Linked DNA regions of Homo sapiens: region 1 is linked to region 2. Evidence: read pairs that join two places in POLR2A ChIA-PET (ENCODE). Cell type or tissue: OCI-LY7. All regions are shown on one strand. Links, peaks and the distances in the headings refer to the core of each region. The heading gives the core; the rest is flanking DNA.

What was found. ChIA-PET counts read pairs that join two places held together with the same protein. Peaks named below come from ENCODE experiments on the same cell type or tissue, not always from the same donor. Only the 100,000 strongest peaks of a DNase experiment are listed, where the experiment ranks them.
Region 1: POLR2A ChIA-PET joins it to region 2 with 7 read pairs; 2 of 35 experiments call an interaction of 5 or more read pairs at or near these places.

What each region holds. Positions count from the first base shown.
Region 1 is chr11:71,786,121-71,789,023 of GRCh38, forward strand. It overlaps the pseudogene FAM86C1P. Among named protein-coding and RNA genes, the nearest start is that of DEFB108B, 46 kb to the right of the region's middle. RefSeq lists a silencer at 672-981. In OCI-LY7, for the core only: no CTCF peak of the experiment used is centred there; DNase peaks (open chromatin) are centred at 684, 931, 1,321 and 2,011; H3K4me3 peaks cover 2,500 bases; H3K27ac peaks cover 1,789 bases.
Region 2 is chr11:72,797,669-72,800,571 of GRCh38, forward strand. No RefSeq gene overlaps it. Among named protein-coding and RNA genes, the nearest start is that of STARD10, 5.1 kb to the left of the region's middle. RefSeq lists an enhancer at 514-1,251. In OCI-LY7, for the core only: no CTCF peak of the experiment used is centred there; no DNase peak of the experiment used is centred there.

The sequences.
Region 1 (2,903 bases), core at 108-2,607, 1.0 Mb before region 2:
CCCCGCTAGCTCTGTCTGCTCGCCTTCGTGGCAGATATCACTATTGTACTTTTATACTCATTTGTGTGATAAGTACTTCAATGTCCACTTCTTCCACGAGCCCCTGAGCCCCTGGAGGGCCTGGACCACACCTAGTTTTTCTCACTGTTACATATCCCTTGCCAGACACATGGTAGACGCTTAATAAGTATTTGGTGAACGAATGGCTTGTTTGGTGACAGTCCAAAGGCTAGGGGACAGAGGGAAAGCTCCCTCCTATCGGGCCCCAGACGGGTGGCGCTGATGGAGAGGAGGCTAGGATAAGGCCTCCAGGACCGAAGCGCGCACCCATAAGGCCCCTGCCAAAAAGACCTTCCTGAAGGCGGAGGAACTGTGAGAGTGCCTACGTTGGCCCAAGGCCTGACCCGACGATCCCGGGGACCCTAGCCCTAACGGCCCCGCCTCCTGGGCCCCAAACCCGGACTCGGCCCCGCCCGAAGCTCCGGATCCTGGGGCCCGACCATGGCCCCGAGTCGGCAGACCGTGGACTCGCTCCTGGGCCTGCCTCAAACCCTCCGCAGGTAACGCCTCCCGAACTTGAGCCACACTCCAATCCCCTCCTCAAACCCCTCCCCGTTTCTCACACCTTGGACCCCTCGCTCCGTCTCGGCCCAGCCCCAAGCCCAGCTCCCTCTCCGCCCCTGAGCCCAGCCCCGACCCGCCTCCCAGTCTCTTGGTCCCTCCCGACACCGGCCCCTCCCTAAGCTCCGCCTCCCAGGGCCCGCCTCCTGAGCGCAGCCCGCAGCCCGGACTCGGCCCCGCCTCCCGGACCCTGGGCCCCTCCCCACGTCGGCCCGTCCTAAGCTCCGCCTCCCAGAGTCCGAGCAGCGCCTGGCCACGTGCTACGACATAGCCAACGCCCCGCCCTGGCCCCGCCTCCTGAGCGCTTCTCCTGGTCTGGTCTTAGCCCCGCCCCAAGACCTGTCTCCTGGACTCTGCTCCGAGTCTCGCCTCCTGAACCCAATCATTGTTTATCCCCACCCTAACGCCCGCCTCCGGGAATCTTATCCTGCCCCCATGCAAGGCCCCGCCTCCAGGACGCCTCCAACCTGGACGCTTCCGAAGCCCCACTTCCAGGATCGCCCTGTCCTGGCCCCGCCCCAGGACCCACCAACCTGAACTCTCCCGAGGACCTGCCCCAACGACACTTATCCTGGCCCTACCCCAGGCCTCGCCCTCATAATGCTCATCCTAGCCCCACCCCAAGCCCCGGCCTCATAACTCTCATCCTGGCCCCGCCCTAGAGCCACCCCCACGACTCTACCTCCAGGCCCCGCCCCCTCTCTGCCCCGGTGCACTGCCCTGGGCCCGCCCCCTCTTCAGTCCAGGCCCGGCTTCCGCCCGGTCTCCCGGCAAGGCTGAGGCCCCGCCCCCGTCATGGCGCCCGAGGAGAACGCGGGGAGCGAACTCTTGCTGCAGAGTTTCAAGCGCCGCTTCCTGGCAGCGCGCGCCCTGCGCTCCTTCCGCTGGCAGGTGGGCGGCGGGGCTAGCGGAGAGGTCCGCGGGGCTCGCGGGAGTCCAGGGGCAGACGGGATGGGTCTCCGTGCTGAAGCCCCCGGCGCTCCCGCCACGTGAGTGCCTGGGCTCTCGCCGGTCAGGTCCGCGCGACCCGGTCCCCGTCCCTGGGGCCTGGCCAGAGTCGCTCGCACCCTTCTTGCCCCGCGGGCTGGCGGCGTAAGCTGGGGGCCTCTCCACCGTCTTGGGAGGCACACGCGCACTCGTTGTGGGGTACAGTTCACGATCATTTTCACGACTTTTTAAAGACAGTAATCCTTCTGGTCACTGGGACACAGCTGCCCTCGCCCATTCTAAAAAGTCAGCGCCCTCAGGACCGCGGGTAACCACGTCCTACTGAGCGCGGTGACCAGGTCACAGGCTGTCCCTCGTGCCTCAGTGTTCTCATCTGTATGTCGAGCACTGCACAGAATTAGCTCATGCGCTGAGGCTTTCACACCTGTGATGGAAGAGACAGAGAAGGGGGTGGCCTCTCCTCTCCCTGGAGACCTGCCATTCTCAGCACAGGCCCATGGCAGGCAGCAGCCTCCCTTCTGCCAGTAGAGGGGCTTAATGCACCTGGCCCCATTTGTAATTCATGTGCGGTGAGCTCACTGGGATGAGTCAGTTTGGATATATATTCCTCCCTGGGTCTGCCCCATTTTATGGGTGTTGCTTAATCATTTGGGTTATTCCATTGACATAAAATATTTAGCACTCAGAGATCATTTCTGGTCAGGAGAAATTTGTGCATTTTTAACCCAAAATAGAAACCTTCATAAAAGCATCATAGGTCTCCATTCAATATTGACTATAATTGTTCACATGCCCGCGCTGCATGCTAACTTGGGCTCACCCTCAACACCCACGAGGTGGGTACTATTATTATCACTCACATTTAACCAGAGGGATTGTTTGATTAGGGTGCAGTAGTTGAGAGTTCACACCCAGGAGACAGCCTGCCTGCTTCGAATCCTGGCCCAAGCCCTGGCCCTGTGTGACCTTGGGCAAGTGACTGCATCTCTCTGTGCTGTTGTTTTCTTATTAATAAAATGAGGGATATAATGATACCTACCTCTTAGGGTTGTCGTCAGGGTTGAGTACAAAAGCCTGTGGATCAGTGCCTGGCTCATGATAAATGCATGTCGGTGTTAGCTAGTGTTTTTATTCAGTCTCAAAATGTTTAATAAATGCCTTCCGTGAGCCAGCCACCATGGATCAGCAGTACCCATGACAGATGAGGCTCTGCTTGCATGGGAGAGCCAGAGAATTAACAAATAAATGAATAAACAAGAAAAGACCAGATGAGAGTGGCTTTAAAGCCAATAAAACAGGGAAATGGTGAATGGAGCAACTGGGGAGAAGAGTCA
Region 2 (2,903 bases), core at 168-2,667:
AAAAAAAAAAAAAAAAAAGAAAAAGAAAAAGAAAAACACTTGCTTGGAAGATCTAAGTCACTAAATAGACAGGGTTTATAATGCAGGTACAGAGATCCAGGTAAGGAAGTTTTGAACACAATATTCTACATCTATCTTATTTTTTCCAAAGAAACAGGACTGTAGGTCCTGTGGCAGTCCAGAACTGATGCCAGCCCCTTTATACACAGTTCTGCTTTGCTTTGAGCCTATCAAAATATTGCTTCATTTAAATTTCACCTCATCTCCACCCCCTCCCAAACCCTGTAAAACTATCTTCCTTTGTGCTTAGTGGGACACTCCTTGGTTTCTCCAGTGTGCTGTCTGTCTCATTACAAGGGGACAAGAAACCTGACTTCATCAAACCATGGGTTTGTTCCTTGGTGGTCTTGGCTGATTGGGCTAGGACAGCCTGAAATACTGGTGTCCTCCAGGTCTGCCACAGACCCTCTCTTTACTCTGCACACTTTTTTGGGATGACCTCATTCACTTCCATCCATATGCTTATAGCCCCCAAACCTCCAGCTCAGGCCTTCTTCCTGCCTCTAGGACATCTCCCTCTGGTCGACTCACAAGTTCCTTAAACTAGGTGTGTTCAAAACTGACTTTTTTTTTTTTTTTCTGACTCTTTGGTTGGAGGGCAGCTACTCCTCACTGGGCCAGGTCCCTCTTTACCCACTGCCCACAAACTGCGTCACATTGAATCGGCTGTTTTTCACATAGATCAATATCCTAAAACCTTAGAAAGCTGGGAGGATTTCAAGGTGGGGGAAGGTAGAAACTGGGCCCGATTTGCTCCACCCCCTCATCCCTGTCTCTTGACAAGGGGTTGGGCCTCAAGGTGGAGGCTGCAGAGGAGGTCCCGCCTTTCTACCCCTTCTCCTGATCTGAGCTCTCATGGTCTCCTACCTTGAAGACTTTCTAGTCAGTTTCCCCACCCCCTCCAGTCTTGATCCCTTCTTGTGTCTTGGGAATTTCACAGCCACCTCTCTTCTCTGATCCTGGTGGCTTTCTCCTGGGGTCAGCTGAGATCTCTGCAGAGGGGCAGCCTGTGGCCTATCTGCTGCTGGGAGGGGGAGTACTGTGACAGGAAGCTTCCCTGTGGCTGTGCCTGGTTTTCCTTCTAACACTTCTTGAAACCAAACACACTTCCATAGAGGGTCTAACTTCTTTGTGAGGGGATCCTCTTGCCACTTCATCCCAATCCACCTCTGCCACGTCTCATACCAAACAAATTTGTATTCCTTTTATTCACATGACTTTGACCTGGCTTCTTTTAAAATAATATGGGGTCATCTTCCTCTCTCTTGCCTTTTTTTTTTTTTTTTCTGAGATGGAGTTTCGCTCTGTCACCCATGCAGAGTGCAGTGGCACAATCTCAGCTCATTGCAACCCCTGCCTCCCAGGTACAAGTGATTCTCCTGCCTCAGCCTCATGAGTAGCTGGGACTACAGGCATGCACACCGCCATGCCTGGCTAATTTTTTGTATTTTTAGTAGAGATGGGGTGTCACCATGTTGGCCCGGCTGGTCTTGAACTCCTGACCTCAAATGATCCACCTGCCTTGGCCTCCCAAAGTGCTGGGATTACAGGCATGAGCCATTGCGCCTGGCATCTCTTGCCCATTTCGAAGCATTTTCCACATTAGCCAATATTGAATGATGCTTGATTCTTCCCTTGGGGGGAGGAAAGGTATAATTTCAGTTCACTCCATCCCAAACACTGTTTTCCCTTTAAGGTGTCAACCTAAATAACAGAGAGGCTCTTTAAAAGAAAATGACGTTTATTTGGGAATAGAACATCGCAATGGGAATACACATGCTATAGAAACCAGTGTGTATTCAGGGAGGTAAATGAAGACAAATGTTTTCAAAGGGAAAAAATGAGGAGGATTATATAATTGTTTTGAAATAATTATGCTTGGCTACAGAGATCAGGTGACACCAGTCTGGGGTTAGCCAGGCAGTTGCTGGGCAGATTCCCTCACAGAAGTATTTTTATTTTTTTTAATTAATTAATTTTTTCTTTTTTTGTGTGGAAGGTTGCAGGTTGTGGTTTTTATAGTCGTTTGTGATTGTTTTTCTTTTCTTTTCTTTTTTTTTTTTTTTTTGAGACAGAGTCTGGCTCTGTCGCCCAGGCTGGAGTACAGTGGTGTAATCTCGGCTCACTGCAACCTCCACCTCCTGGGTTCAAGCGATTCTCCTGCATCAGCCTCCCGAGTAGCTGGTATTACAGGCGTGTGCGACCGTGCCTGGCTAATTTTTGTATTTTTGGTGGAGACAGGGTTTCGCCATGTTGGCCAGGCTGGTTTCGAACTCCTGACCTCAAGTGATCCTCCTGCCTTGGCCTCCCAAAGTGCTGGGATAACATGTGTGAGCCACTGTGCCCGACCTGTGATTGTTTTTCTTTTTCTCTTTTTTTTTTTGAGATGGAGTTTCACTCTTGTCACCCAGGCTGGAGTGTGATGGCACGATCTTGGCTCACTTGGGTTCAAGTGATTCTCCTGCCTCAGCCTCCCAAGTAGCTGGGACTACAGGTGTGTGGCACTACACCTGGCTAATTTTTTTTTTTTTTGTATTTTTAGTAGAGACGGGGTTTCACCATTTTGGCCAGGCTAATCTTGAACTCCTGACCTCAAGTAATCCACCTGCCTCAGACTCCCAAAGTGCTGAAATTACAGGCGTGAGCCACCATGCCTGGCCTGTGATTATTTTTCTTAGGAGGCATATAAGCATAACAATTCTCTCTTCATATCCTTCCCTGACCGTACTGTCAGGGTTTTTTTTTTTAAGTTAATTAATTAATTAAGCTGCTAAGTTCTAGGTAATTTGTGCTAAAATAAATTATTAAAATTAATTGATTAATTTTTTTTTTTGGAGATAGGG